Regions from separate parts of the Homo sapiens genome. Here region 2 is linked to region 1. A link is an interaction called in ENCODE POLR2A ChIA-PET data of the cell type or tissue named here. Cell type or tissue: MCF 10A. All regions are shown on one strand. Links, peaks and the distances in the headings refer to the core of each region. The heading gives the core; the rest is flanking DNA. Region 1 overlaps IL19 (interleukin 19). Region 2 holds the start of IL24 (interleukin 24).

Evidence for each region. ChIA-PET counts read pairs that join two places held together with the same protein. Peaks named below come from ENCODE experiments on the same cell type or tissue, not always from the same donor. Only the 100,000 strongest peaks of a DNase experiment are listed, where the experiment ranks them.
Region 2: POLR2A ChIA-PET joins it to region 1 with 15 read pairs; 7 of 35 experiments call an interaction of 5 or more read pairs at or near these places.

The regions. Positions count from the first base shown.
Region 1 is chr1:206,822,339-206,838,618 of GRCh38, reverse strand. IL19 (interleukin 19) reads right to left here. Exons shown (of 7, transcript NM_153758.5): 3 at 1,813-1,958; 4 at 1,596-1,661. The coding sequence starts at 1,956. Among named protein-coding and RNA genes, the nearest start is that of IL20, 35 kb to the left of the region's middle. RefSeq lists a silencer at 6,633-6,852. In MCF 10A, for the core only: no CTCF peak of the experiment used is centred there; a DNase peak (open chromatin) is centred at 3,648.
Region 2 is chr1:206,884,121-206,900,400 of GRCh38, reverse strand. IL24 (interleukin 24) reads right to left here and starts at 2,958. Exons shown (of 7, transcript NM_006850.3): 1 at 2,786-2,958; 2 at 2,525-2,670; 3 at 886-1,081; 4 at 44-106. The coding sequence starts at 2,568. LOC105372879 (a long non-coding RNA gene) reads left to right here and starts at 4,283. Exons shown (of 2, transcript XR_007066836.1): 1 at 4,283-4,407; 2 at 14,699-15,092. RefSeq lists an enhancer at 9,098-10,297. In MCF 10A, for the core only: no CTCF peak of the experiment used is centred there; DNase peaks (open chromatin) are centred at 1,750, 4,370, 4,900, 7,580 and 2 weaker places.

The DNA of each region.
Region 1 (16,280 bases), core at 1-8,000:
TAACTCTGCCACTAACTAGTCATGCTCCCTCCCAAGGTCTCACTGTCCTCATTTGAAAATGATGGTTTTGGAATAGATGGTCTTTTGGGTCCCTTCTAGCTGTCATATCTTCTGTGTCTATAATACAGTTGGCTAGAATATTATTTAGTAAGTGGCTACATCTCTTCACCACAAATAAATCACTGCTTAGAAGAATTATGAAGAGGTGTGTGTGTGTGTCTCTCACGTATGCAGAGAAACCTGAGAAAAAAGTAACTCAATACAAATATACCTTACACTCTGTCATACAAAATCCCTCCCAAAACTGGATCTGTCTAGAATACTTCCCAGGACTGGAGGAGCTCTCTTTTAAAGGCATCTCTCATGGGCCTTTTTGTAAAATGAATGATCACCTGGTAAGCCAGCTATTTTGTAACATACTTTCATCACCTCCTGTCTAGATGATTGGGCAGATCTTGTCACTGGCTTTCCTGCCTCACGTTGTCCATTGTAAGAACAGCACCAGATTGTCTTTCTAAAACAATTTATGATCATATAACTTTGGGCTCAAAAATCTCATTGACTCTCTATTGCTGCTATTATTTTCTTTTATTCTTTTATACCCCCATGGGGCCTTCCAAAATTACCCCTAAGCCACAGAAATCCTAATCCCCTCTGAGCACTGGGAGCTCCCAATCACTCTCTAGGAAGCGGCACTTCTTTAATTCCTCCCAGGGATTCCAAGTCCTTGGGACACTAGCATGCCCTAACACACATTCTTTTATTCTTTTTGGGTGTCTCAATCTGGCACCCAGGCTGGAGTGCATTGACACAATCATGGCTCACTGCAGCTTTGACCTCCCAGGCTCAAGCAATCCTCCCATCTCAGCCGCCCAAGTAGCTGGGAATAGAGTTGCATGCCACTATGCCCTGATAATTGTTTTGTTTTGTTTTGTAGAGACGAGGTCATGCTATGTTGCTCTGGCTGGTCTCAAGCCCCGATCTCAAGCAATCCTACCAGCCTCAGCCTCCCAAAATGCTGAAATTACAGGCATAAGCCACTGCACCCAGCCTATTGTCTGTATTATAAGCCTGAGGCTCAGCCTGGCTCCAGGGACCTTTATAAAATGACTCCAGGGTATTTTTTCACTTCATCTCCCACCACTCACTTATATGTCCTTTGGGTCACAAACCTGGTCACCTCTATGTCCGACCTTCACTGATCTTACACCCATTATCTTATCCTGCCCAAATTCCTTCCTCCCTCTTATTCACTGATCTACAACCTCCTCGGGTTAAGTCACCGTTTGTTTTCTTAGCTACCTCCATGGGACCTTCCAAAATTACCCCCAAGCCACAGAAATCCTGTCCCCTCTGAGCACCTGGCACCCCCAATCACTCTCTAGGAAGCAGCACTTCTTTAATTCCTCCCAGGGGTTACATATCCCTGGGACACTAGCGTGCCCTAACACATCATCTGACAAAGAAGCCTGGTGCATTTAGAGTACATTGGAGATTAGGAAAGAGAAGGGGACAAGGTAGGGATTTCTTTCTCAGCCCAGAGCCATTTAGACATGAAGATAAAAATACTGGAAAAAGCAGACACAGGCCAATACCTTAATGATCTGCAGAGTCTCCAATGTGGACAGGATAGTGACATTTGGGAAGGTGTCCTTAGCTTGCTGTGGAGGGAAACATAAGAACAGACATAAGCAATCGGTATCCTATGTTCTTCTGAGATGCAAAAGGCAATGAGAAGGAACTCATTTTCAAGCTAAGATGTAAGGGGAGGGATACTCCGTCATCCACACCTTTACACCAACCCATACTCACGATGGCTCTTTTGATTTCTTGGAAACTCTCTTCTATATGGTGCATGTCTGTGGAAATCAGACATCTCCTGAGACCGTGGTTGTCTACTGAGCACAATATCAGTATTGTACCCAGGAGCCAAAGGGAAACACACTGTAACTTCATGCCTGCAGAAAGGAGAGGAAGTCAGCTGTCCAGCCAAGAGTGGAGGGCAATGAAAAAGAAGACCCCTGATTGACGCTCCTTTCCAGCCTCGAAGGCAAGCCGGGAGGAATACAAGAAAACAACACTAAACACTTCAGCCTTGAGGAGTTACAGGGGTATGTATCTCCTCTGGTTTTCTTGAGTCAACTGGATATGAGTTCTTCCCCACCCTCACCCCATGCCCCCACCTCCACCCCAGAAAACACGATACACCACTCTCTTAAGTCCCAGGAAGCATACTTGTATGCATATCACTCTCCTATGACTCAACACAGCCTACTTTGTCAACAGGGGTGAAAAGCATTGTTTTTAATAAATTAAATAGGAAAAGCAGGGTTGGTAAGATGCCCTAGGAATTCGGCAACAGATGTGAAAAACCATAAAAACACACTTGGTTTTTGATGTTTGCCCCTGAAATAAGTAACACCCTTTTATTATAAACCTCAAGAGTGTATCTGCTTAAAATCATTTGTTTGAAGCCAGCTGTGGAGATTTCACCTTCTGGAGAGATGGGAAAGGGAGGCACAAGGCATCTTCAAGAACTAATTAGCCACAATAAGGAGCTAGGGGAAGAAGCCAAAGGTAGAGGGCAGCTTGGCAACTTCCCGTCGGTCACCTGCTGAGCCAAAGGGTATGAGGGGCATGTTTGCAGCTAGCTGCTTCATAGCCAGGGCCAGACCCTGAGAGGTTTGCCACCGCTTCTCATTCTCTTACCCTTCTTGCCTCTGTCTTTCTTGCTGCCTCTTCATTTAACCACTTTGTATTGTGCCACATAATGCGCACAGAGAAAAGTGCGTAAAATATAATGGTACAGCTTATGGGGTTATCTCTGTTTTCACCCACATTTCACAAGCTTATAAATAGAGCTTAGCCTTAACGCATGTCTTATGACAACACATGTGACGAGAGCAGCCCTCTGCTATGCACTTTGCATGGTGCCCACTGAGATCTCCCATTTACAGCTGTGTGTGCCAAGGTAAGTGTATCGTGTGTGGCCGTGGAGGAGAGGAGGGCATAAGACACAGGGAGCCAGCTGCGAGGACTGTAGAGCTATAGTTAAAGCTGCTGTAACTCACACGTGTGAGTGTGAACCCCAGCTGCCCCCACTCCCCATGCCTTCCTCAGGATTCCCAGCTCCTCTGGAAAGCCAGAAACAGCAAATCCTGTTTAGAAACCATTTTTGCCTGTCTCTCCTTAACTGGGCATCATTCCCAGGGAATAGACAGGTGTATGTCAAGACCTTACCACGTGGCAGGCATTAAGCCAAAGAGCTCCTTTCCTCTTTTATCAACCTCTCTTTCTGGCTAAACAAGGATGGGCCCCATTGCCAGGGAAGTTTGTAGAGAGTCCCCCAGAGCTCTGTCTCCTCAGAACGCTACTGGGGTGCTTCTAGAAAGCCAAGAAAGAGAGTGCAGTTTTTCTTCTGACAAGGTAACTCTCAGAAGCAGGCAGATATTGCCTGCTCATCCCATGCCAGGAGACTTGCGCATTTTGTGGAGGAGAAAGATGTCTCCCTTAGCTTGGTGAGGCAATTCCAGACATCTTGGCTAATTCAGATATTAGTAGTAAGTAACATTTATCCTGCGTGCCATGTGCATTGGGCACTGTCCCAAGAATTTTACGTAATTTTCTCATTTAATGCTCACAACCACCCTATGAAGTAGGCTCTGTTTCTGTTCCCATTTTACCAAAAAAATGAAGTAACCTGCCCAAGCCAGGGTTTGAGAGAAGGCGGGCCAGTCCCTGAGCTGGCTGTCTTTACTGCTACTCCACCCCACTTACAACATTGTTTCCCTCTGACATCATAGCCTGGGATCCCAGTAGCTCCCCTGACACCAGACAGACAGGAACCCATTTCTGAACCAGTGATGCTCCTTACATTTAAAAAGATATTTCACATTGCAAAGGATTAAACAATGATAACACATTATAAAGTGCCCAACACAGTTCTTGGAACAAAAAAGCAATAGTAAAGACATTAAATCCTTGACCTTTCCTTCCTTCACTCCTTCTTTCCCACTCTCTATCTCTTCTCGTTGAAAATAAGATACTAGAAAATTCACCTTTTCTATAGAGTACCCCTTCCCATTCTACCAAATGCCCAGCATCTGGAACATCATAGCCATACACAATGGTAACAGGTCACCTCCCTGCGGCAGTGAAGGAGGAGGGCTAGGATGGCGGTGCATAGGAGCCCCTGATGACGGACAGCGTGAGCCTCACCTCTCACTTGGTGCTTGCGGGCTGCTCCTTGTGTCTCCTCTCAGTGCTCTCTGCCATTTGGAAAGGGCTGGTCATTTTTATTCAGGTGGATAAGAGGAAATGCTGTCAAGGTTTGCTGGGTGGATCCACCTTGGGGAGATTGTTTTTTCCCCTTGTTTTCTTAGTATTGTATTTCCTTAATTGTTTTCTTTCTTCTTTAAGATATAGCTGATTAATCATTATTATGAAATGCCTCTTTCTTCTGGGTCTTGACATGCAGCTTCTAGGAAAAATAAACTCCCCATCTCCATGCAAATGAGAATTTTTTGCAATTCTATGTCCATGCAGAAAAATCCAACTTAGGTCACTTTCCTGAGAGCTGTGGCACGTTACCAAGTGTACCCTGCAGGCCAACTCACAAAAGCACTCTCAATCAGCCACACCCTGCAGCAGCCAGCCCATGAGGCTCTGCAGGTGCCTCTGGCTGCAGCACGATCCAGTTCTCCAATGCCTTAGGCAGCTATGAGTGTCTGCCATGTGCCAGGTGCTAGCTAACTGCTTTACCTGCATCATTTTGTTGAACTTCATGAGGAACACTTTTTCCCCTCATAAAGCAAGGATTTCTTTGCACATCATCTATTTCCCCTTCATCTTGTCCCCTGGAGGGTTCTCTCATTCTTGATTAATGCAGAGAGAGAGAAAATGAGACTGGAAAGAAGAGAGGTTTAAGATCAGCCAGTGGCAGAGCCAGGACCTGAAATCCTTATTCTTGGGCTAGAAGACTCTCTAACTAAATTACCTTTTTACATAAACTCTTTACCAAGAAGTTCTCTAGGGATCAGGTTTGGGGCAATGAAAAGATAGGGTATAAACAGTTTCTTCCCATTAAATAAAATTTCCAGGGGGTAATTGGTTTGGACTGAGTTACTGCACTAGGCCAATAGGCCAAACCTAAATGGAGTCGCTCATGCTGAATGAAGTTCCACACCACCAAGCTGAAACTAAACTGTTTATCTAACCTTCTGAGAAATCAGGAGAGAGAAAGATAATAGCCAAATCCTGAAACAAGCCAGTTTTAGCCAGCGTATAAGGAAGTCTCCTCTGCTCTAACCTTTACAAGGAAAGTAACTTTTAAATGACCAGTTTGCTTTTTGTTCTCTGTTTCTGCTTCCTCTAGCAGTTGTCTGCCCACAAAACCACTCTCCTCTGTCAGCTCATGGGACCACTCATTCTATTTTTATAAAATAGGATGTTGCCTGATTCTAGAATTGCAAATAAAAGCCAATTAAGATCTTTAAACTAAATGTGTTGTAATTTTGTCTTTTGACATCCCCAAACACAGACTCCCAGAATAAATGGAGCTTATTTTTAACCAAATGAAGTGACCTTGGGATGAGGTGCAATTATGAGACCCCACTGGGCTGGTACAAACCCTGTTCCTGCAGCCAGATTTGGGAGACAGAGAGGGCCACAGGGCACCGGCAGAGAAGGAAAAGGGACAGGAAAGATCAGGGCCTTTTACGGGACAGGTGCAAGGGAAAGAAACCCCAGGGACTTGATGTCTTGTGGTCCAGCATCTTGGACATAATAAAATGGTAAGTGTTGAGGGAAGTGGTAGACTATAGTGGTTCACAACGTAGTTCTGGATTTAAACCCTGGTTCACTCTCTTCTCTTCTTCCTTATCTCCCTTCTCTTCTTGGTAGCATGCCACAGCTCTCAGGAAAGTGACCTAACTTGGATTTTTCTGTATGAACATAGAATTGCAAAAAAAATCTCATTTGCATGGAGATGGGGAGTTTATCATTTTTCCTAGAAGCTGCATGTCAAGACCCAGAAGAAAGAGGCATTTCATAATAATGATTAATCAGCTATATCTTAAAGAAGAAAGAAAACAATTAAGGAAATAAGACGAGGGTATGGCCAGGCAGGTACCCTCTCTGCCTTGCTCAGAAAGGTTACCATGCCTATTGCCTTCTATGGGAATGAGGTTCCATGGAGTTGAGCAATATGTGGCCCTATTGCAGAGTCTGGATGAAATGCATTAGGTCTATAGACACTGGAAAAGCTACTTAAAGCCTTTCTGAAGCTCCATAAAATAGGTAAAATAAAACTGTGAGGATTTGAATGAGCTAAAGGACCTGTGTCATAGTAAGTACTCCTTAATAAATATTATGTATTTCTATCCTGTGTGCCAGGCACCTGGAAAAGGAGAAGACACCTTTGTTAGGAGCTAATGGACATCTTTCTGCTCCTTTGGAGAGGGTGCAAAGAGCTACTCTTGACCTCGGGAATCTCCCCTACTCCCACCCTTGTTTCCCCCAGAGGGGTGGGATGGAGGGAGGTGGGTGCTGTTTTCCCAGCAGGGCCTGAGCTGCCTGGCTCGGAGTCCCTCTGCACATGTGAGAATAGCAGCTCAGAGCCCAGCTGCACATGTAAGGGGATTTGCAACACTGTCCATGCTGAGTCTCACCCCACATTCACCCCTTGTGCTCAGGCTATATGTTCTGACCTAGCTTTCATTTCAGGGCAGATATGTCATATCAGGAAGCTTGCAGGGGAAGGGAAATAAGTGATGTGTTTATAGCTCCTCTTCCAGCATGTGGTGTACCATAATCGCTGGTACTGGAAGCTGGGTTGACTGGCTCTGCTTTCTATGGCTGTCAGACTGAAGGCAAGCCACTTAATCTCAGTGCCTGTTTACTCATCTGTAAAATGGTACACATCATGCCTACTGCACGTTCACCATGTAGGCGCAGCATGAAGATGAAGTGATTACACATAATTCCTCAGCACAGTACCTGGCGCATAATAAGCAACTTGAAAATGACATTTATTATCAATTTTATAATTCCCTTTAGAGCTCCTAAATCAGGAAGAAGGGGGAACAATAAGAAATAAGTTCTCTTCATCTTAAGCCTTGCTGCCTGACCCCTAATATCAAAAATAAGAATATAGATTGAGATAGAATGGCATCTTTCCCAGGATTGCAATTCAATTATGAATCTGGTCTCCAGACACAAGGTTGCATCTGCCTTAGAATTAGGACTTCTGGGACCAATGGACCCACCATTGAGATATCAGAGCTCAATTTTCCACTTGTTGAGTAGGGAAGCAGAAAGAATGTGAGGGAAGATTGGCGAGCCAGAATGGAGAATGCTTTGAGTTTGACATGTTCTGGACACAACTCTCTCATGTCTTCCAATTCCTTATCCCCGCCTAACATGCACTCCAACCTCATGAATTTTTCATAATGATGCCAGGGCAATTTCCTTCCCTTAAAAGAGTGGATCCTGGCCATTCCTAAGTACTGAGTCTTGAGCGCATACAAAAATTGCATAATTCCAGAGGGTACCATGCCTATTGCCTTCTGTGGGAATGAGGCTCCATGGACTTGAGCAATGTGTGGCCCATTGCAGGATTTAGATGAAATGTATTAGATCTATATGAGTAATTTTGGTTAGATTTGAGAAAGAACCTATCATTATGAGGACTATAAAACACGAAGAAGTATGACTGAGAACGAATTTGTAAAAAAAGAAACGTAGGCCAGGAGCGGTGGCTCACGCCTGTAATCCCAGCACTTTGGGAGGCCAAGGCGGGCGGATCACGAGGTCAGGAGATCGAGACCATCCTAGCCAATGTGGTGAAACCCCGTCTCTACTAAAAATACAAAAAATTAGCCTGGCGTGGTGGCAGTACCTGTAATTCCAGCTACTCGGCAGGCAGAGGCGGGAGAATGGCATGAACCCGGGAGGCAGAGCTTGCAGTGAGCCGAGACCGCACCACTGCACTCCAGCCTGGGCAACAGAGCAAGACTCCATCTCAAATATATATATATATATAAAACTGATAATGATGGATGGGTATTTTATTTGGGAAGCTAATAGGGATTTTAAAACAGAATACATAAATGTTTAAATGTCTTGGTAAATATATCTAGATCATAATGATATGTGTGAACTTCTGTATAGCTTTGAAAATAAAACAAAAAAAAAGGTGAGAAAAAGAACTGGGAAATTTAAACCTAAAGAAGTTTCTCCTTTGTTTTGTTTTTGTTTTTTTATCTTTTCTCTCTCTTTTATTCCTCATTTTCAGTGGGGTTGGCTCTCCTTTATTGTGATATTTGGAAATGAGAGTCAGAAAATATAACAGAGATAACTCAGTTCAATGTTCACATTACAGTGATGAAGAAATAGAGAAGTGAACCAGCCCTCCATGGCACCGCAAGGAAGTGGCACAACTGCTCTCAAACCTCTATCTCCTTACCTCTGGCTCAGCGCCCTTTCTAACCCCATGCTGCCCTTTCACTCTAGGATTAGGTAGAGTGGAAAGGAACCTAGACTTGTGAGGAACCTCAAGCCCATTCAGCAGAGGAGGTGACATAACTCTCCCAAGCCATGCTGTTCTGACTTGTCATTACCCAGGAAGCTGAGGACTTAAGGAAATCCAAACTGGCCACACCTGTGCTCCTGGGGAGGGAAGCACAAATCCACATTGGGCACCTATGCCACTTCAGCCTGTACTTCCTTCTCCTCCTCCTTTTTTGCCCACAGGGATCTTGGTCAAAGTCTGTTCAAAGCCTCAGACCCTGGGTGACACATCTTATGTCAATGGGCTCTGTGGTTCAAATGTTATGAAAGAGCCCCAGTGGTGATGGGATGGAGGGATAGTAATGGAAAGAGCCCAACTGATGCCTCCCCATTCCTCTCCTGAACAATCCACTCTTCCCTAGGTAGGTGGACTTTTTAAAATGCAAACCCAGTCTTGGAACTCTCCAGTCTAAAACTCCCAGCATAACGCCCTGGGGCCTCCCAGTAGCAGGAAATCTGCTCCCCACAGCATCCAGACCCATCACAGCCTGGACTTCGCCTACATTTTCCGCCTCATCTCTCTTGCAGATCTCCCACACCTCACAGGCTCATCTCACCTAGAAAGCCCCGCTGCCTCACCTACCTTGTAAACACCAACCTAACGTTCAAAACCTAGCTCCAGTGTGACTTCCTTTGTGAAACTTCTCCCCTCTTCCTTTCCTCTCCCCACTCCCCTCCTCCTCCCCACTTCAACCCTGGTTGAGTTGACCACTACTTTCCTTTTTTATATTCCCGCTGGATACAAGATGCATATTTAACTTTGAATTTCAATGAAAACATCTCAGTGTTTATCTACCTGAAATTCCAAGTTAACTGGGTGTCTTGTATTTGTATTTGCTAAATCTGGCCATGCATAGCTCATACAATTGGGTGGGGAGAGTCCTTTTAAGAAATTGAATTCAGGCTGGGCACAGTGGCTCACACCTGTAATCTCTGCACTTTGGGAAGCCGAGGTGGGAGGATCCCTTGAGGCCAAGAGTTTGAGACCAGTGTAGGCAACAAAGCGAGACCACATCTCTGAAAAAAAAAAAAAAAAAAAGCTGCATGTGTTGGCACATGCCTGCCTGTAGTCCTCATGCACACCTGTAGTCAGGAAGTTGAGGAGGCAGGACAATTGCTTGAGGTCAGGAGTTGAAGACTGCAGTCTGCTATAATTTCACCATTGCACTCCAGCCTGGGCAACAGAGTGAGACCCTGTCTGCGGGAAAATAAATTGAATTCAAAAATAGAAATACAAAATTAGAGACAAAAGTAAACGTTTATTTAGAAAGAGAAATTACAACAAATTACAAATCATAAAAGCTAACAAATACCACAAACACCACAAAATCCAGAAAAAAAAATCTTTATTCTTTAACTCCTGACAACTTTTTGTTTCCTTCTTCTATGTCAATACTTTTTTTTACTGTGCCTCTGGGAGAACCAGAGAATGGTATTGGGTTCAAATGTTTACGTACCTTTCACTCCAATTTCTAACATTTCTCATGGTCACATACTCAAGATGTTGCCAGAAAAGAGGATCCCAATCTAGACCCCAAGAGTGGGTTCTTAGATCTCACACAGGAAAGAATTGGAGCACAGACAAAGAAGCAAATTTATTGGAAACTACTCCATTAGAGAGTAGGGCATGCCCAGAAAGCAGGAGGAGGAACCCCTGTCCTTTAGGAACATCTCTGCTTATAAGAAACTATAAGGAGCTATGATTAAACTTGGAATGTGCAGATGTGCTCACTAAAGGTAGGGGCTGTTGGTGCTCTAGTGACCATTAATCCTTCAACTTGAGTCTGCTCATTGACGTTATCTCTGAGTAAAGTGGGCTGTACTTGGGACATCTGGACATTCTGCAGGCTTGGTGGGAGATGTCCTATATAGCCATCAATCTTCTGTAATTATAAGTGGTGGTGAGCTTAGAAATGTGTCACTCCAGTCATGTTTTATTAAACCAGAGGCCTGGTAAGCAGGAGTTCCTCTAACAAAATTCATAGACTAAAAGAGTAGACTCACACTAATAACTAACAAGTACTGAGCACATTTGCCACCCCAGGGTCTGTGTGAAGCATCCATATGCATTGTCTGTTTTCATCTTCACACCTATTCCATGAGGTCAATACTATTTTTGTGTCCATCATTTTGGATAAGGAAGATGAGACTTGGAGCTACCAAGTACTTCACCCAAAGACACCCAGGTGGGGTGTGGTACAGCTGCGTGCAGTCATAGGCAGCCCACTCCAGGGCTTCATTACACCAGACATGAAAGAGCATCTGGCCCACCCTTCTCATTTACAGATGAGGGAACAGCTGAGGCCCAGAGAGAAGCATTTTGTTCTTTTTGTTTTTTTTGTTTTGTTTTGTTTTGTTTTTTGAGACGGAGTCTCGCTGTCACCCAGGCTGGAGTGCAGTGGCACGATCTCGGCTCACTGCAGGCTCCGCCCCCCGGGGTTCATGCCATTCTCCTGCCTCAGCCTCCCGAGTAGCTGGGACTACAGGCGCCCACCACCTCGCCTGGCTAATTTTTTGTATTTTTAGTAGAGACGGGGTTTCACTGTGTTAGCCAGGATGGTCTCGATCTCCTGACCTCGTGATCCGCCCTCCTCGACCTCCCAAAGTGCTGGGATTACAGGCGTGAGCCACCGTGCCCGGCCGAGAGAAGCGTTTTGAATTTGAAAATTGAATTCAAAAATAGATGGACAAAATTAGAGACAAAAGTAAATACTTATTTAGAAAGAAATTACAACAAATTACAAATTCATAAAAGCTAACAAATAACACAAACACCATAAAATCCAGAAAAAAATAATATTTCTATTCATTAACTCCTGACAACTTTTTGTTTCCTTCTCCTATGTCAATACTTTTTTTTACTGTTATTTTCTATAAAGAGAATAAAAAAATATTCAGTCTGTCCTTTGCTATGGTTGTTTCCATCAGCTTACCCCAATGGAAGGTTAAGATTTAATTCTTTCATAACACTCCATACAAACCTGTTATTTCTTTCCCCCATCCCACCAACATAAGCGTATCACAACGGCACTTCTTTCTAGGCAATGTGTCACCCACATTGTATCACAACTTTCTGTTTCCTTCGTCAGACAACTGAGTAGTGGTGGAGCTGGGACCGGAGGCCACATCCCTGAACTCTCAGTCCAGTGCTCTTTCCATTCACAGAATCTTTGTCCTCTCTTCTCACTTCAAACTTCCTCCCTATAGAAACAGGCATCTCTTCCCTCCAAGCAAAGGAACAGCAGAACGGCAAATGGCATAGAGGATGGCTTGAGAGTGTCCTTCCCAACTGGCAAGTCCAGGCGTGTCAGGAGGAACTCTAATTCTGTGGAAATCGGATGTGGTTTTTTCCTCTTATTGTTAAAATAAATCATGTCAGTTGAAAAGAGCTTCTCCCATGGGTACTGGGAGCCAGGGAGTTCCTGGGGAGGGCTTCACCCCAGAGCCCTGGGAGGAGGAGAGGGTGGACTGGAGGCTGCTGGCCTGCTGCAGAGTTACAGAAAGCAGGTGGCAGAGTGAGAGCTGACTCATCTGAAATACTAAAGCGGTAAGGGCAGGCCAGGGACGAGGACTGCATCTTGCATCCACATTGTTTCCTGGAAGAAACCCCACCCAGCTGCCCTCTCCCCTACTACCATCCCAGCTCCTCAAATCCTGTCCTTTCAGAAAGCCAGCGGTGTAGTTCAGACTTCCTTTCCTAGAGGATTTTCTGCCCTGGGTTGTCTAAATCTCCACCATGTCCTGGGGACAAAGCCATTCAATATGGCAGACCAAATAGAAGCCAGCTGTCAGCATCTACTTAGAAGTTAGCTAGGATTTGCAGCTTAGGGCTAAAATTCAAAGCAAGGTACAATTCCTCTAGGAATCCCTCTCTCAGTGCCCTCACCGCATTATCTTCCCCTTGGTCTCCCCTCAGCCCTTGAGGACTTATTTTGAACTCTGTTCACTTTTACTTTAGATTGTTTGGGCCACTCTGAAATCTCTCTCCTATCAGACTTGAAGGTGGAGGAGGGCTGAGACCGTGTGTCCCAAGCAGAGGGTGTATAACAGTTAGTGGCCAGATGGCCCCATTTTTAAGTTGGTCTCTCAGTTTGAAGGTCAAGCTCTGGTTTGAATATAGACTCCACAAGGGCAGGGATCTTGTCTGTGTTGTTCATCACTTTATCCTCAAAATGTAGCACATACTGGGTCCTCCAAGTTTGTTGACTGAATGAAGGAATGACAGGGAATGAGACCTTCCAAAGGCAGGGACAATCGTGCAGTTCTTTGGTGTTTCCGCACATCCACCTGCACGGGGTTTTGGCGAGTTCCACATGAACAGCCTGCCTGCTAAGCTGGGTTCCTGGTGGGGAGGAGCCCCTGGATCTATGCTGTAGAAACATTATTCTTCTGTGCCCCTTCAGTGAAGCCCTTCCAGAGAAAAATCAGAAAGGTCAGGCCCAAAGAGTCTACATGCTTCTCTCCCAGTATCCAACATAACTAGATTCAGAAGGGGTTGGAGACAGGCAATCCTGGCTACTGAAGAGTTGAATTACAGTCTTTTTTCGTCTAGGGTTTGCACCTAAGTTGAAGATTAAACAAAATGTGGTATCAGAAGGAAAAATTTTGATCTTGACATCTTATAGATATTGAAGAGTTATTAAGCCAGGAGAAAGAAAAATTCAAGTTGGCCAGCTGCATCAAAGGCAATTCAATCATTTTGACTCACAGCCTTGAAGCACAGTAACAATTAAGCACATTTTAAGTGCCAGAGTAACTTGCCATCACTAAAGCTTTTCTTGTAGTATGATCAATGTTTAAATACAGAAAGAGTTACTTATGCACCAACTACAGGTCCAAGATTTCTGATTCATTTGAGAAGTTGATTCAATATATGGAATCCCTCTCCCCACAAAAATGTACACATATGCAAACTTTCCTTCTGATGTCTTTCTGAGAACCCCTCAAGAGTCCATGAACCCTAAATTAGTAACATTAAAAGATTTGGATTCAGGGGGCCTGGCGCAGTGGCTCATGCCTATAATCCCAGCACTTTGGGAGGCCGAGGTGGACAGATTGCCTGAGGTCAGGAGTTCGAGAACAGCCTGGCCAACACAGTGAAACCCCATCTCTACTAAAAATACAGAAAATTAGCAGGGTGTGGTGATGGGCGCCTGTAATCCCAGGAGGCTAAGGCAGGATAATCGCTTGAACCCAGGAGGCAGAGGTTGCAGTGAGCCGAGATCGTGCCATTGCACTCCAGCCTGGGCAACAAGAACAAAACTCCATCTCAAAAAAAAGATTTTTTTCTTTTAGACTCAGGTATAACTTTCACACTTGCTGGCTCTATAACTTCAGACAAATGAATTAATCTCTCTGTGCCTCAGTTTCCTCATCCGGAGAAATGGGGGTGATAATTCCTCCCCTACTCTTACTAGCTCTGTGATCTTGGGAAAACCAGGTCAGTCTATCTTCCCTTAGCCCCAGTTTTCTCATCTATAACATGTGGCAAATGAGGAACAGACAGTATAACATACAGGAAGCTCCTACAAGAAGGAGGAAATGCCATACATGTTTTTGAATCGGCAGATGCAAGAAACATAAACTTAACTCACTGAAGAGAGTCTATGTTTTCCTCTATTCCACCAATACTCTTCTCATTCACAAACAGCATCTGTCCATCACTTTATGATCTCCAGGGCATTTTTCACATATAGCATTACTTCACACTCGGAATTCCATGTCAACAGGGAAGATCTTCCATATCAATAGGGAAGATGTCCTCCTTTCTTTAGATGGGAAGGCTAAGGCTCAATGATTGAAGGATCATGCAGCCAGCTAGAGCTAGAACTCAGCCTACCTAGGCTTCTTAACTCCGTCCGAGCCTCCTCCCTGCCTTCCCCCTGGGGCAACAGCTAGGGTTGCCCTCCATCCAGGGGACCCAAGCCTCTGGAGAGAAATAATCCGCTGATATCAAGTAACAGTGCTTGAGTGAGCAGCAGGAGCAGCAGTTTTGCCCCTCAAAACACTCAGGACCATTTCTTGGCAAAAGATTCAAGGTTGAGAACATTCTTTCCCTCTGAAGACACGGCGATCCTGCTAAAACTGAAACTTGCCCAAGTCACATCCTTCTTAAGACGGAGGGAAGCAGGGCCTCCACCCCCATGGCTTTGAGCTTTGAGAATTCCCTTGGCAGGAACATCCTGTGAAACCTCCAACAGGCCTTGGAAGGCTGAGAAGCCTTCCCATCACACACTGTTTATTCCCTGCATTTCTTACCCATTCTTATCCTTCAGTGATGGCTCCTCACCTCCAGACAACGGAGAGTGTTATGTTTGTTTAATAACATTTTCTTTTCTCAGCCATTAGAAAAGTAATCCTTGCTTTGGTATGGAAAAATTATAGAGAACACAAAAATAAAATAGATAATGGAATAAAAAACTAGAAGGAAAGAAAAATGGTCATCCACAGTTATTCTATCCAGGAATAATCTTGGTGTCTTGGTGTCTTTTTTTTTTTTTAGACGGAGTCTCGCTGTCACCAGGTTAGAGTGCAGTGGCATGATCTCGGCTCACTGCAATCTCCACCTCCCGGGTTCACACCTTTCTCCTGCCTCAGCAACCCGAGTAGCTGGGACTGCAGGCGCACGCCACCACGCCCAGCTAATTTTTTTTGTATTTTTAGTAGAGAAGGGGTTTCACCATGTTTGCCAGGATGGTCTCAATCTCCTGACCTCGTGATCCGCCCACCTCAGCCTCCCAAAGTGCTGGGATTACAGGAGTGAGCCACCACACCCAGCCATCTTGGTGTCTTTTCTAACTTGGATCACCTAGAAAAAAAATGTTTAGGCCAGGTGCGGTGGCATATGCCTCCCAGCACTTTGGGATGCCGAGGCTAGTGGATCACTTGAGGTCAGGGTTTTGAGACCAGCCTGGCCAACATGGAGAAACCCCGTCTCTACTACAAATACAAAAATTAGCCAGGCATGGTGGCACATGCCTTTAGTCCCAGCTACTCAGGAGGCTGAGACAGGAAAATCACTGGAACCTAGGAGGTGGAGGCTGCAGTGAGCCGAGATCACACCACTATACTCCAGCCCAGGCAACAGAGTGAGACTTCATTTCAAACAAAAAAAAAAGAAAGAAAAAGAAAGGATCCATGCAGTGAAATATAACCCTAGACCCTAACCCCCACAAGGCTGCAACCACCTGAGCCCACCCTGGTCACTTACACATTCATTCAGCTGGGACCCTACAACAAGCCAGGCCCTGCACTAGGTTTGGGGGACACCGAAGCGTTGGGGGACACCAAAGTGGACAGCATATTCCCGGCCCCACAGACCTCACAGTAGTAGGAGAGACAGGCCATTAAACAGATGTCATGATCACTCTTACCAGTCAAGACCTGGGCTCTGTGCTAAGCATTTTCAATATATTAATTTATTTAATCCTTACAACCTTGTGAGAAGGTACTATCTTTAGCCACATAACACAGATTGATAAAACTGAAGTTAAAAGAGTTTAAACACTTGGACAAGGTTGTCGAGCTTGTAAGTGAGGAGCTGAGATCCAGACCCATGGAGACTGACTCCGGAATGGAATGAGGGTTATGAGGATCAGGAAAGGCCTCTCTAAGGAAGTGAGGTTTAACCTGAGACATGGAAGAGGAGCACAAGTAGAACATCTCAACCCCATTCTTTCCTCCATATCACCCACCAGCCTCCAGCATTCTCC
Region 2 (16,280 bases), core at 1-8,000, 62 kb before region 1:
TAGACCCGTCCCACAGAGGGTGGTGTCCCCGAGGTCTGATTACCGAGACGTTCTGCAGAACCTCCTGCTGCAGCAGCCGGGCACTCGTGATGTTATCCTGAGCTTGCTTGGCAAACAGAAAGAAAAGACGTCTCCAGGTTAGGGGTCAGCATAGAAACCAACTCTGCAAATATGTGCTGCTTCCCTAGACCCCTAAATCTATCTAGTCTGTGAGATCTCAAAGGCCAGAGGGACCAAAAGAGGACCCAGGAAGGACTGGGCTGAGCTGGCCCATGGGGAGGGGAGACAAGGTTGCAGCCACGAAAATGACTAAGCTTGGCCCCCCAGGAGCAAATGGAGTCCCAGGAGTTCTTCTTATTCTTAGAGCATGAACATAGATTTGATAAGGAAGCAGTTTGATGCCTCTGGTCATTTGAGATGGGAGGAAATAAGCCTATCTGCTTTAAGAACCACTATGGGCAGGATTTTGGCTCCATATTCCATGTGGTGAGGAAGCAGGATGTGAGGGAGGACAGCCTGCACCCTAGAGCTGCCTCTTGCCCTTGGAGCTTCCTCCACAGCCCAGCCACTCATTCCAGTTCTCAGATTTAGAGCCGAAGACTCTATTCGGGACGAAGCCTGGATGAATCTAGCTCTCTTCATGGTTTCCCTTGGGCACTGCTTATTTCACTCGAGGCTGCCCACATTTTTTCTGAGCCCCAATTTCCTCATGTGTAAATGGGGCTTGTGGTGCCTTCTGACCTCACAGAGTTATTATATGGGAAACTGGAAACTGATTAGCAAGCTGTGAAGGACTCCAGAATCATAAAATAGCATCCCCTCGCCCCACTGGCCCACTGCCCCCAGGAACCCCCACGACTGGGTCCAGAACAGCACTTTACTCACCATAGTGTCTTTCACAGCCCAGAAGGCTTCCCACAGTTTCTGGGGAACAACCCCCTTCACTTGGCAGGGCCCAAAGTGGAATTCTTGGCCCTGGGCCCCTGATACCTGGCTCCAGAGAAGCAGGGTAAAACCCAGGCAAGGGAGCACAACCATCTGCATTTGAGAGGCTGTCGCCAGCAAAGGAGGGCAGAAGGGTCTGCTGAAAGAAAGGGAGGCAGCCTGTGAGGCCGGCCCTCTGACCCAGAGTTACATGCCCTGGGAAAATGCTCCGAGGGTCTCCCCGGGCCAATCTCGAGCACTCTCCAATGGGCAAGTTGAGACTATTGCAAACCGGCAGCCTTGCTAAGGTGCAGTGGGGGTGAAGCAGGGGTCTTTCTGCCCCTCAAACTTAAGGCCGCTCGTCTTGCCATCTGTCCACCTGCTCTTCCCCACCTTGCCCGTCCACACCCACACGCCCTGCACCTCCTCCTTCTCCATCGCAGTTCTCTCTAGCCTACAACCTGCGAGTCAGAATTTGACCCAGAAGAGTGGAGAAATGGGAGGTTCTAATGTGCCACGTCTGGGGAGCCCAAACCCAGGAAAACAAAGAGCTGAACTAGACATGTGCTTATCCAAGTTCTGCCCTGAAGCCACTAGGCACACATAGGCTGGCAGGTCTTTTTCTCCTCCCCAGGAGACGGCTGTCCCTCACTCCTCATCACAAGGGAGCAAGGGGTTAATCCTGGTCCCAGGGAGGGGCACAGAGGGCAGGTCAGGGTCACACACAGACTATGCCACCTCCACTAACCACTCACTCTTGAGTCTAAAAATTCACTTTTTTTAGTAACCAAATGAGAGAGAGGCATCAGATTTCCAGATGAATCATCTCTAAAGCCTTCCTCTGAAGTGCCAGTTGGGAAGGACTGAGTGAAGAGCCTCCAAGCTGGGGAACCTAACGCCATTATGTATTTATTATAACTGATGCAGAGAATTTCTTTCCCCCTGCCTTCTTTGCCCTTTGTCCTTTCCCTCCCTCTCTCCCTCCCTCCCTCCTTACCTTTCTTTCTTCCTTCTTTCCTCTCTCGCTCCCTCCCTTTCTTACTTTCTCCCTTTCTTTCGTACTTCTTTACACAATCATTTAAGAACCTTTCTTACTGCAGGCACTGGTCTGACACCTAAAGAAACTGCCTCCCACCCCTACACCGGGAGGAAGACCAGAGAAGACCCGGTTCTGCTGGTACCTGGGCTAGGGAGGCGGCGACCCCTGGGTTATGGGTCACGGGGGACGGGGGCTATGCTTTAGCATCTCCCTCAATGTCTTTTCATTCTGTTCTTTCAAACTCCACAGGCTTTTTTTTTTTTTTTTTTTTTTGACAGAATTTCAGTCTGTCACCCAGGCTGGAGTGCAGTGGCATGATCTCGGCTCACTGCAACCTCTGCCTACCAGGTTCAAGTGATGCTCATGCCTCAGTCGCCCAAGTAGCTGGGATTTTTGTATCTGAAAATATCAAAAACACATGCCCAACTAATTTTTTTTTGTATTTTTAGTAGAGACAGGGTTTCACCATGTTGGCCAGGCTGGTCTCGAACTCCTGACCTTAAATGATCTGCCCACCTCAGCCTCCCAAAGTTCTGGGATTACAGGTGTGAGCCACCGCACCTGGCTAAAGTCCACAGGCTTTGCAGCCTCTGTTGAAAATTCATCTCTCAGTCTCGTGTTCCTCCTGGCCTTCCTCCCAAGCAGCCTCAATTCTTCTTGGTGTTAAATTGGCGAAAGCAGCTCCTCATCACAGTCATGTCTTGTCCCTACATCAACACTCAAAAAAATTGACTTCTGCTGTCCCCACCTTGACCCCTTTTCACAAATAAAGCAGAGGTCTAGTCCTTCAAAAAAAAGTAACCAAGAATCCCCCATGCTCACCTCTGGTCCTGTAAGTGATGCTTGAGGGCTGGCTGCCTGGAGGCAGCTGGTTCTTTTTACAGAAAAGTTAGACAGGCACCTTCACCATTCACCAATCAGAGGCATAGCTGTGGGTGGAAGGTTCCCGTCCCAGCCGTGGAAGTCATTTCAGAAGTAAAGGTTTGCAGGCAAGCAAGGCTTTGTGGAGATTTGGGCATATATATGGGGGCTGATGGGGGAGGGGTGGAGGAAAAAGAGGGAGGTGGAGAAAGGGAAATTGGTCATGCTTTCCTAGAGAATTACTTCATTGCCTAGTCACCCATCACTTTAAGGACAATACAGCGATGGGGAAAGCAGCCCCTGAGGTGAGATGAGACCTGGGTTTGAGTTCAGGCTCTACCACTGGCTGTGTGGGCAGGGGCAAGTCTCTTAGCTTCTCTGCGCTGCAGTCTCTGCATGTATAAATTTTTAAAAAATTTGTCCCACCTCCCCCCAAGGGCAAGTGTAATAAACAGAGGCAAAAACAACACAGAGGTGCTTGGTAAACTCTGTACACATGTAAATACATTATTACTGTGCAGCATACACCAGTCTCCTTCCTGTCAAAATAATTCAATAATGATGCCCTATTCATGCTGGGACAGTAGTCCACAGCGAAGAAATAACCTGTAAGTACCTCTCCTTTAATCCATCAGGGCCAGGAAGTTGAGGAGTGTTTCCTGACATGCAGCTACCCATGGTCCCTAGGGTTATAATCACTCAACCAAAATGTGCCTCTCCTTAGGTTCTGGAAACCAGGAAGAATAAGGAAATGTACGCATGGACAAGCCCAGAAAGCTGGGAGGCCTGGTGCTCTGGTGGGCTAGTCTTGGCCTGTGTGGCTCTGAACCACTCAGGGGACACAGACAGCGTGATGTGTCAAGACTGCCAGGGCAGTCAAGAGCTCTGACCCTATCTCCAGCTAGCAAGGCACTCAGCTCTAGATTCTACCATGTGCCCAGTGAGGGCATCAAGCAGAGCAGTGTTTCCCAAAGCACAGTCCTCAGACTCTAGGTTTGAGGAATTCTTGTCTTGCAAGATCCTCCATGAAACAGATGAATCCTAATGAGGTCAGTTAGAGAGCCCTGGCATGTGCTAGCCCGTCCTGGAAATGTCTGATGCTTCTTAACTCTGTTTAATCCAGCATTTCCCATAAGTATTTGCCCACATCCCTGAGGAATACATTTTGGGAATCAGGGATTGGCCAACTGTAGGTCACAAGCCAAATCCAGCCTGCCACTGCTAAGCTGAGAATGGCTTAACCTTGCGACCTAAGAGTAGTTTTTACGTTTTTTAATGATTGGGGAAAAAATCAAAAGAAAGACATTATTTTCAGGTTTCCGTATCCATAATAAATAAAGTTTTCATGGGGTCACATATGTTTGTTGACATATTGTTGCTAATTGCTTTCGTGCTACAGAGGCAGAGATGAGTAGTTGTGACTGAGACCATATGGCACACAGAGCCTAAAATAGTTCCTGTCTGGTTCTTTACAGGAAGAGTTTGCCCAACCTGGGTCCAGGCATGGGAAACGGGAGTAGGAATGTGACGTGGGGGACAGGATAACTGCCTCCAGCTCAGTGGAGATGAAAGAAAAGAGGAGAGTGAGTAGAACACACCCTTGGCAGACTCTTCCCAATCTCTCTGGCACCAACACCCCCTCCCTCCATCTCATACTCAGTGTTGTTTATTTTCTTAAGCAAACAAAATACTCCTTTGCAATCCCTGGCCAGCAGTCTGCTTGGCTATAGCTGCCACCAGCCTGAATCCTTTGTTCCTGGAGGGCCCGAGTCTTACCCTCCAGAAGTAGGCACAGCCCCACAGCGCACTCTCTTCCCCCACTCCCCCCTTCCCACCATGTGGATTTAGGGCATTACCAAGAACCCCTAACTAACTACTATGAGATAAAGATGTCAAGAGGCAGTGATGAGACAGAAAAGAAGACCAGGTGAGAGTGCTGGAGTAATAGGTGAGTGGGAGGCAGGAGACAGCTAAAGCAGGAAGCTGAGAGGGAAAATGAGCCCCCAGGGCAGCTGAAATCCTAGACTACTGTCTGCAGATAGGCGGGGAGGGCAGGCAGGTGGGATGAGCTGTTAAAGGGCAGGCTGGAACAGAGGCATGAGGTCATGGATACACCTTGGCTGGCCTCAGGGTACACCTGGGATCGTGAGTAGCTCACTCTGTCTGAGGAAGGAATCATATAACATGGATAGTTCAGGCAAACATGTGCCTGGGCCTCAGCCTCCGATGAGCTTATCATAGCATTATTACTTCAGAAGGAAGGTCAAGGAGAGAACCTAGGAACCTTGGCCCAACATCAGTTGAGAATCTAGTTATGAGTACAAGCTTTGGAGGCAGGCAGACCTGGGTTCAAAAGGTGATCGAGCCACATATGAGCCCTCTGAGGCTCACCTTCCTCACTTGTGAAATAGAGTCCTCATAAGACCATGAGGATGTGATGACCTGCAGCTTTGCTCACCAAGTGTGGCCCATGAGCCAGCAGTGATAGCATTATCTGGGACCTTGTTAGAAATGTACAATCTTGGGCTGGGTACAGTGGCTCACGTCTGTAATCCCAGCACTTTGGGAGGCCAAGGTGGGAGGATTGCTTGAGCCCAGGAGTTTGAGGTCCTCCTAGGCAACATGGCAAGACCCTGTCTGCAAAAATAAATAAAAATTAGTTCGTTGTGATGGCACATGCCTGTGGTCCCAGCTACTCGGGAAGCTGAGGCAGGAGGATCATTTGAGCCTGGGAGGTCAAGGCTGCAGTGAGCCATGATCTTGCCACTGCATTACACCCTGGGTGACAGAGCAAGACCCTGTCTCGAAAAAAATAAATAAAAGTAAAGTAGAATCTCAAGCCCTTCCCCGAAAAAATGACTGAATTAGAATATGTAGTTTAAGAACCTTCCAAGGTGATGCTTATGTTCATTAAATTTTGAGAACCATCAGCATAAAACGCATGAAAGATTTAATTCAGTGTCTTCTCCATGGTAAATGTTTAATAAACAAGAGCTCCAGATGAAGGGAGGAAGGACTGGTTTAGGGGATCTAAATAAGGTGACTTCATACTTCATACTTCATACTTCATACTTCATGCCCATCTGTACTGGGCAATGTCTGGAGATATTTTTGGTTGTCATAACTGGGAGGTGCTATTGGTATCTAGTGGAATGGGCTGGGAATGCTGCTAAACATCCTATGGGCCACAGGACAGCCCCTCATCACAAAGAACTATATGACCTAAGGTCAATAGTGCTGAGGGTAAGAAACCCTGGATTAGAAGGAAGCAGTGGCTATGGGGGAAATAGCTGGAATAGGAGCAGAGGAAGAGAAGAACATGACCTTATTGGGAAAGGAGGCAGTAGGCTGATCAGATGATCAGGGGAATGGGAAAAACAAGGTGACAAGTTGGAAGGCAGTGCCCAAAGGCCAGGTGGAAACAGTGGGGAGACCTGGCTCACTGGCCCACCTCTGGGAAAGCCCCAAGTCTCAGACTTTAAGAGGTTGAAGGAAGTGGGGCTGGCCCTTTTGTCCAGATTCATATATTTTTATCCAAACTCTCCTGGATCAGACCAAGGTCTGAGGCTCTGCTAACCTCTACGAAAGGATGGAACTTGGGGAGTTTTACAAATGTTGGGTGGAAGAAAAGTTTATCTAAAGATAAATCTTCACATACAAGACTGTTTTTTTTTCCTCCAAACTACTCCTTATTAGATTCAGAGGTTTTATTCTAATAATCTTATCCTATCTCTGTCCTGTATATCTCTCTGCAGAGCCTGAATTTCACATTTGAGAAATAAATATACTCACATTCCCCCTACAAAGTCCTCTAAACCTAAAGGGAGAGAAAGAGACTGAGCCACCATGGACCAGAGTTCCTTCTCCACTTCCACTTCTGTGTGAGGCAATAAAGAGCTCACTCTTAAACCTGAATCTCCCCTCTTTGCGATGGATGCAAAGGCCCTGCAAAACAGAAAGTAATTAGCATATTAACTAGAATTTCCTAAGAGCAAAAAGATAAGAGGAAATTATATGATCATTTTTCTTCCAGTGAATTGAGTTTAATTTTCACTCGAGAACAGATTTTTATCTTCCCATTTGGCTGGGAAATGCATGTGGTAATGGATATGGGATAACCAGGGCATTTGTTAGCTCTTTTCCCTGAGTTAACTGCAGTCATTCCAGGAGCCCATATCCCACTGGTTGATCTCCTTAGACTGGCATTCTGTCGTTCTTCCTTCTCCCTGTGTCATTCGTGTAATAAGTGATTTATTTTTATAGGCATTTCAAGGGATGAGAGTAAACACAAACATAAATTATTCTTACATCTGTACAGCCTGCTTAGAGCTATACAAAATATTTCCAAGTGATTTTTTTCATCTGACACTTACTGTGGACTTTTGAAATAAGGAGGGCAGATATTATTATCCCTCCTTTACAGACTAGAAAGCTGAGAGTCAGAAAGGTCAAGTGATTTTCTCTAAGTCACATAAATAAATGACATAACCAGGCCTAGAGTGCAGGTCTTCTGGCTTTTGGTCCAGTGTTCTTTCCCCGGTGCCATGCTTCCAAGCAGTTTCTCAATCTTTAGTACATTCATTCATTCATCGAACAAACATTTCCTAAGCACCTACTGAATGGCAGAATAGAGTGTACAAAAAATAAATTACTATGAAAACATTTATGTCAAATGTCCAGAAAAGGCAAATTTATAGACACAGAATATAGATGAATGGTTGCCCAGGGCTGAGAGTTAAGAATAGGGTGGGTGGGAGGAAAGGAGTGACTACTAAGGAATACAATGTTTCTTTGGAGAGTAACAGAATGTTTTGAAATTAGATACGGTGATGGTTGCACAACTCTGTGTCTATATTTAAAAAAAAAATTGAACTGTGCACTTTAAACAGATAACCTATGGTATGTAAATTATATATTTAAAAAGCTATTTTAAAATAAATTAAGACACAGTCCTTGTGCTTTAATGACTCAGTAGAGTGGAGATACACTTGCAAACAGATAAATGGCAACACTGTGTCATGGGTACCACTATGGTTTGAACATTCCCTCCAAAACTCATGTTGAAACTTAATCCTCAGTGTGGCAGTATTGAGAGGTGGGACCTTTAAAAGGCGAATGGGTCTTGAGGGTTCTGCCCTTACAGATTGACTCATCTATTCATGGATTCACGGGTTATCATGGGAATGGAACTGGTGGCTTTAAAACAAGAAGAAGACAAAGCTGAGCTATCATACTCAGCCCCCTTTCCATATGATGCTCTGTGCCACCTCGGGACTCTGCAGAGTCTCCACCAACAAGAGAGCCCTCACCAGATGTGGCTTCTTGACCTTGGACTTCCCAGCCTCCATAACTATAAGAAATAAATTCCTTTTCTTTATAAATTACCGAATTTCAGGTATTCTGTTATAAGAAACCAAAAGCAAACTAAGACAGGTGCTATTAGCAGAAGGATGGAGCCTGTGGCAACAGCAAGATGAGGCAGAATCTCCCTCAGTGCTGGCACAGTGCTGGAAGATGCGGGAAGGCTTTCCATTGGAAGTGACATTCGATCTGAAATTTGAAGCCTGACTAGGAATTCACCAGCAAAAATAAAGCCGGGAGAGGTGATTGATGGAGACCCTGGTAGCCTCCACATTCGGCATCCACATAGTTACTGGACAGGACCAAAGAGCAGGTGGTTCTGGAAGCCGCTAGAAGAAAGAGGACCACTGATTGTTCTTTCGTGTAATAATTCATGCAAATCAATGGGAACAAGCTATGTAAATACAACTTCAGGGCTCCCAAGGGGACCTAGGGTGCTACTGATCCCACAGGGCTGCAGACAGGAATGGGGGGGAGAGAAGAAGGGCCAGGGTCTCACTTTCTAAGCCAAGCCTCCTGTACAATTGCAGGAAAAAGAACCACAAGAGAAAGCCAGTTCTGAACTGCAACTGCCTCCCAAGAGTCAGGATCCTGGACCTCCCACGACCTGTAGAACATCAACTTTGAGTCACAAGGACATGAGTATTCAAATAAATACATGGCATGGTACATGTTGGGGAAATAGTAGCTACAGAGTCTTCTGAGTAGATCCAGGTAAAGGACTGTGGTTTATTTCCCCTGTGTCACCCTGCCCCCTGTCTCATATATCCAGGGTTGCTTTTTTTTCTGAAGGAGATTTTTTTAAAAAGGAAGAAAGAATGGAAGAAAGGAAAAAGGCTTCCGTGTGAATGAAATAACATCCCATTCTCAGGCATTAATCAGAATCAATACAGTAGACTCCCCTTATCCATGGCAGACACGTTCCAAGACCATTGATCAGTGGATCATGCCCAGTAGATGCCTAAAACTGCAAATAGTACCAAACCCCATGTATCCGATGTCTTTTCTTTTCCTATACATACATATCTGTGATGAAGTTTAAACACAAAGAGATTAACAAGAATAACAAATAGTGAAATAGAACAATTATAACAATATGCCAGCGTCACTACTCTTGTGCTGTGGGGCTGTTACTAAGTGAAATAAGGGTGACTTGAACATGAGCACTGTTGTATTGTGACAGTCGGATGCGCTGGACAAAGGGAGGACTGACGTTCCAGGCAGGACGGAGCGGGATGGCACGAGACTTTATCACGCTGCTCAGAGTAGCACGCGATTTAAACTTATGAATTGTTTATTTCCGGAATTTTCCATGTAATAAATATTTTCAAACCACTGTTGACGTCAGTAACTGAAATCACAGGAAGTGAAACCACAGATAAAGGGAGACTACTGTACTCCTAAAATAGCACCCTCCCTTTCCTCCTATCCAGGTCCACTCTCCACACCTACAAAGAGATTTTCGGATTTCTGGACAGTGTTAATCTCCCCTCTCCTGTGCTCCTAGGAGTGCTGCTAGTCCCCCTTTGATGGCACCCAGGCGATCCTTCCCTGCACCCTGGTTGTGTCTCCTTCACCAGGCTGTGAACTCCCTGGGCACTAGAACTGAGTATTATCCATGTCAGAATTCCCCTCAGAAGCTGGCACAGGACAGGAGCTTAGTAAGCATTTGTTGAAATAGTGAATTTTATTTGACTGGTGTGACATAACCCTCTCCCTTTCTTGGCAGCTTTTAAAACCCTTGGAATCTCACCAATGATAGTGTCTTTTTTATGCTAACGCGTGACTGACAGCTGGGGGTTCCTGGATAGCCTAGGGATGGGAGCTGTTTGCCAGGGAATCAACCATGAGATAAGAGGGTTGGAGCTTTCAGCCCTACTCACTCCACCCCACCCCACCCCATCCCACCTCCAGGAAGAGGAGGGAGAGTGAAGGCTGAGTCAATGATCAATGCCTCATGATTTAATCAGTCATGCCTCTGTAATGAAACCTCCACAAAAACCCTAAAGGAAGAGGTTTGGAGAGCTTCTGGGTTGGTGAACACATGCAGGTACTGGGAGGGGGGTGCCCCAGAGAGTGCAAGGAGGCTCTGTGCCCCTTTCCACATACCTTGCCCAATGCATCTCTTCCATCTAGCTGTTCGTGAGTTGTATCCTTTCATAATAAATGGTAATCTGATAAGTAAATTATTTTCCTGGTTTCTGTGAGCCATTTTAGCGTATGATCAAACCAGAAGACGGTGTCATGGGAACCTCCGATTTATGGCTGTTCGGTCAGAAGCACAGGTGATAACTGGGACTTGTCATTGCTGTCTGAAATGGGAGCAGTCTTGTGAGATTGAACCCTTAACCCGTGGGATCTGATGCTATCCCCTGGTAAATAGTGTCGGACTTTAATTGAGTTGTAGCCATCCATTTGGTGTCCACCGAGAATGAAGAATTGGTTAGTGTGAGAAAAAATCTCACACATTTGGTGGTGGAAAGTACTGGTGTGAGTCTAGTCGTATAATTACTACTATGTAATTAGACTGGTTCACAAATCTAATTATGTACAAGGTCAAATTGTCTCCCAGGCTATTTGCCCAAAGATCTTTGCCAAATATTTCTCATTTTTGCTCAGGCAATGGCCACAGGCTGAGATGTGGCCTGCATCCAATGGCATTATTAAATACTGATCTGCTTTGCACGTGTTCCCAGCGTAAGAGTAAAAACCCAAAAAGTGATGCTATGACCACCTGTCTGGACATAGAAAGCCAGGGAAACAGAATCTGCGATTAGGCCAGCACAGGAGAGAGTTCTGGATCTGTGGATGAGGATATCATAGTCTTATCCTTAGAGCAGCCATATCCTGCTACCTTGAACAAGCCACTTACTTTCTCTGTGCCACGTGCCTCATTCTGTCCAAGAAGGAAAATGATCCCTATCCCGTCTATCTTATAGACTCTCTTCCAGTTTCATTCCCCTTTAAAATCCCTGTCCCTCATCTAGGAGATTCTTCTAAATGCACAAGTCTGATCATATTATTCCTCAGCCACCAAATCATTTTTGGTTTCTGATAAGGAAAGTTCCTCCCTCCTCTCCCCACAACCCATTGCTCTTTTGTTCTACTTTTGCAAACCAGTATGCTGGGTGGGTGGGAGGGGTTTATAGAATGTATATGTTCATGAAATTAATGTTCATTAAATGTTCATGAATCAATTTTTAATTTCAAAACCAGGTAAATGAAATGTATTTAAGGAGGAGGATAATTCAATTGCTTTTTCCTTTTGTGTGATCTTTAATTGGTTATTTCTATGGGTAAAAGTCCATGTAATAGAATGCTATTCCACCACTCAAAATAATTTATATTTACATTCTTAAAAAAACTTTTATAAAATTTTAGATTTAAAAAAATCAGGTTACAGATGACATATGCAGTAGGATCCCACTTTTGTAAAAGATAAAATGGGCAAAAGTGTTGAAAATGAGCTAGAAATATAAATGCTGAGATGTTAACAAGATTATCTTTGAGTGGTGAGATCATGGGAGTTTTCCTTCTCTATAGCTTAACTGTAGTCTCCAAGTTATACAAAATGCAAGGCTTTTAGAAAAGTTGTTGTAAATTTAAATAAATCTTTAGTTTCACTATTGCCCACTGAAAATTGTTGAAATTCCCCTACCTGGCACTGCACATTCTCTGAGACCCAATCCATTCACCTTCCCAGCTTTCTCTCTTCTACACTTCCACACACCATGGTACCAGCAAAACTGAGCGTTTCATCTTCACCTCGTGCCTCTATGCCTCTGTTAGGCTGGATCTGAAATGTTCTTGCCACCAGCCAAACACTAGCCACCCTTTATTGCTTCAACATAGAAACATGGCATATGTTGCTGACTGTCAAAAGCAGATTACATGTATATGTATGTATACATATACATATATGCATATACAAGCATGTGTGTGTACATATGTGTAATACACACACACACCTTTTTAAGAATGCTTATTTTGAAGGAATAAGATTACAGGCTTGGCAGGCTTTTATTTTCATCTTTAAGCTATTTTGTATTTGCAAAACAAAGAATAAAAGAATTCTACAAACACCAATTTAGAAAGAGAGGTTGAGACTTACATTAAAAATTTTTTAGCAGTACTTCAAGGCCAATTCCTTGAAGCCATTCCCAAAAGCTGCAAGGAATTTCTGTCACCTCTAAACAATGTAGCAATTTGAACTTCTTTGGTGGCACTTAGTCTTCTCTCTCTTTCTCTCCTGGGCTAAGATCATGGGACCGCAAAGGAACAGATCTTATGTTCTTCTCTTTTGCTCACACTGCTCAGCACAGTGTAGCAGCTTGTTAAATAAACAAACAAATCGTGAGTAAGATACTTGCTGTCAGAAGTGTTCAGGATGACTTGAAATCTGCATTTGGCAGGTTAATATCACCGCAAGAATAAAGACTTTTAAACCTGAAGGTATTCAAGGCTGGATATCCACTTAAAGGTATGATAGACATTACAGTTGTTCGCTCACATTTATAGTCTTCCACTTCTTGGAACACAGGAAAATTGCACTTCACTGTTCCATTGAAGTTAGACGTGGCCATGTGGCTGTTTAGACCAGTGAAATATAAGTGAAAGAAACACATGTCATGCTTGAAGGAAGCATTTAAGAGCCAGCACACAATCGTCCACACTCTCTCATCCCCTGCCATGTTGAGATGGCAGCATTATTACAGGATGATAGCATTTCCTGCAGCCTGTCCCTGAGTACCCATGATGAGGAGAGTCCCCATGCTAACATCTATTCCATATATAAAATAAGTGAGAAATAACTTTTGTTGTAATATGCTGCTGAGAGACATTAAGGAGTTGTTTGCTTCTACAGCATAACTTAGGCTAACCTGACTAATGCAGAAGGGATGTTAGAAGGGAGAAGGATTCTAAACACTTTAAAAGTGTTTAGAATGAATTTAGACTTTGCTAGGAACAAATGAATTTAGACTGCTATAGATAAAGCTCCAGAAAGCTCAATGAATTTAGACTCTGCTATAGGTAAACTTTGATTCTATATGCTAGTTAGTCAACTCATTATAAGTCACAGAGATTCTCAAATTCCTTCTTTAATGGAAAGCATTGCTTTCTCCTTGAACATGGAGTTAATGATGCATTCAACTGGGTGAGGTCAGGTTATAGCATGATGCTGACCACTTTGGGATTTAGCAATGGGCTGCTCAGTTCACTTAGGGGTCACATAATGAGAAGAAAGCTCTGTAAGGGATGATGGATGGAAGACTGAAAGCTGACCTGCAGAAAAGGGCTTTTCGCTCCTGGTAGGGGTGATGTAGAGCAGCAGTCTGCAACCTTTTTGGCTCCAAGGACCAGTTTCATGGAAGACAATTTTTCCACAAACAGGAGTTGGGGGATTAGGTTTCAGGATGATTCAAGCACATTACATTTATTGTGCACTTTATTTTTATTATTATTACTACATTGTCATATACAGTGAAATAATTATACAACTCACCATAATATAGAATCACTAGAAGTCCTGAGCTTGTTTTTCTGCAACTAGACAGCCTCATCTGGGGGTGATGGGAGGCAGTGACAGATCACCAGGCATTAGATTCTCATAAGGAGCATGCAACCTAGATCCCTCGCATGCACAGTTCACAATAGGATTTGTGCTCCTATGAGAAGCTAATGCTGCCACTGATATGATAGAAGGCAGAGCACAGGTGGGAATGCAAGGGATGGGGAGTGGCTGTAAATACAGATGAAGCTCCGCTCACTCACCCACCACTCACCTTTTGTGCAGCCTGGTTTCTTTCTTTCTTTGTTTCTTCCTTCCTTCCTTCCTTTCTTTCTCTCTCTCTTTTTTTTTTTTTTTAATTGTAGGAATCTCACTCCGTTGCCCAGGCTGGAGTGCAGTGGCGCAATCTCAGCTCACTGCAAGCTCTGCCTCCCAGGTTCAGGCCATTCTCCTGCTTCAGCCTCCCGAGTAGCTGGGACTACAGTCACCCGCCACCATGCCCGGCTAACTTTTTTGTGTTTTTAGTAGAGACGGGGTTTCACCATGGTAGCCAGGATGGTCTCGATCTCCTGACCTCGTGATCCACCCGCCTCAGCCTCCCAAAGTGCTGGGATTGCAGGCATGAGCCACTGCACCCGGCCACAGCCTGGTTTCTAACAGGCCACAGATGGATACTGGTCTGTGGGCCAGGAGTTGGGGACTCCTAATGTAGAGAATCTTCTACTTGCAGAAGCCTAAGATGCCAGTAAAAAGTTTAGGATGAGCCAACAGCCACACAGACACACACACACACTCATACACACAAAGACTTACAGCACACACACTTACTACATGGATTTTAAAACTGGCAAAGAAAGGCAGGCTAAGGCCTGGCAGGTCCGAGCTTGCCCCAGAATAAGAGCAACTAGAGTTTGTGTCCCTGAAAAAGCTCATATATGGTACTTGAAATGAAAATGACGTGAATTCTTACACTGAAATCTTATCTTTTGGCTTCTTATCTCCAGCCTTTGCCCACCGCTAAATAATCAGATCCAGGGAAGCATCAAAAGTCAAAGAAAGGATGAAGAGAAGTTGCTTCCAGCAACAGTGGGTGGGGCTTTCCATTTAAATTCTGCCTTCAACTTCCAAAAAATATCCTCTTGGGAAACTTATTACTCATGAAAATGAAGAGAAGGTGTTTTCCTCCATGGAGCAATCTCTGCCTTGAAAAGTCTCCATCCCTCTTCCTAGCCCAGAGAGATGATCCCACAAGGAAGTGGATTTTGTTGCTTAATCCTAGTTAACTGAATTCTGTTTTCCCACAATAAAATAATAAAAGTAATTTGGAATAGCATAACCTGAATGTTCATATTTCCACAGCCTGTGATTAAAAATTAGAAATAAAAAATCTTGAAATTCTGTCGTTCCATCTGCTCATATAAACATAGCAGGCTCTTGGGGAGTCTGTCCCTAGAGTGTTTTGAGAATTCTCAAAGGGATGTTTCTTCCAAGCCCATGAGGCAGTCTGTGCTTTCAGGGCTGGCTGAGCTAGCTATTGCAAGCTCCATGTGTGACCCCACTGGTGGTGAGAAGAGGGTTCTCCTCAGCAGCTTCTCAGTGCTAAATTGCTCCTGCCAAAAAATTTTGCAAGGTCACATTCACCCCAATAGGGAGATTGAGTCCAAAGTGTTGCAGAGTTCAGTGAAGCAGCTTTCTCAATGTACACTCTGAGACCTGCTTGGCCCCAGGATGCCCACATACCTCCACAGTGGTTGGTTTGGAGGAGTTTCTCGTAACATGGGACTGGAATTCATCAATATCAGTGACATTGGTTCCTGTTACTGAGCACAGCTCACATGTCACACTCCTTTCTTTCTCAAGGTGAATCCTCTTTAAGGGGTAGGGGTTGCCATTAACCCCCTGTAATCTGGATTCTGTATGCTCTGATCTATCAGCCATGTCTATGAGTGTTGAATCCCAAGTGTGAACAGAGTTCAAGCCTTTTCCCCAGAAAGTTCTTCAGCCCCACTGTAATTCAATGGAGGCAAATGAATACTTCTAGGGGAAGGGGAGCTAGCTCTACTGGCTGGGTTTCTTGGAGGGAGGGAGCAGGGGAGTTTCAACTCCAGTCCAGTGAGCCAGTTGGTCGTGTAATGCTTTACAAAGTACTTCTACAATTTGATACCCACAAAAACCCTATAAGACAGAGCAGATATCATTATTTCTGTATTATGATTATAAAACCAAGGCAAAGGGAAATTTGGTGGTTTGCCTAAGCTCATAGAACCAGAAAATGGAACTACCTAGAATTCATCCCAGGTCTCTGACTCCAAGTTTAAATACTTGGGAGGCAGTACAGTGTTCTGGAAAACATGCAGACTATGGAGTCACACGGTGTGTTTGTATTCCTGGCTCTGCAACTTACTAGCTATGTGACTTTGAATGATTATTAAAATAATTGAATAAGTTACTTGATTCTTCTTTGATTCGGTTTCCTCATCTGTGAAGTGGAAATAACAATATCACCTGCTTCATAAGTATTTATGAGAGTGAAATGAGAAAATACAGGCAAAGCACAGAGAAGAGAGCTGGACACATTAGTAAGCA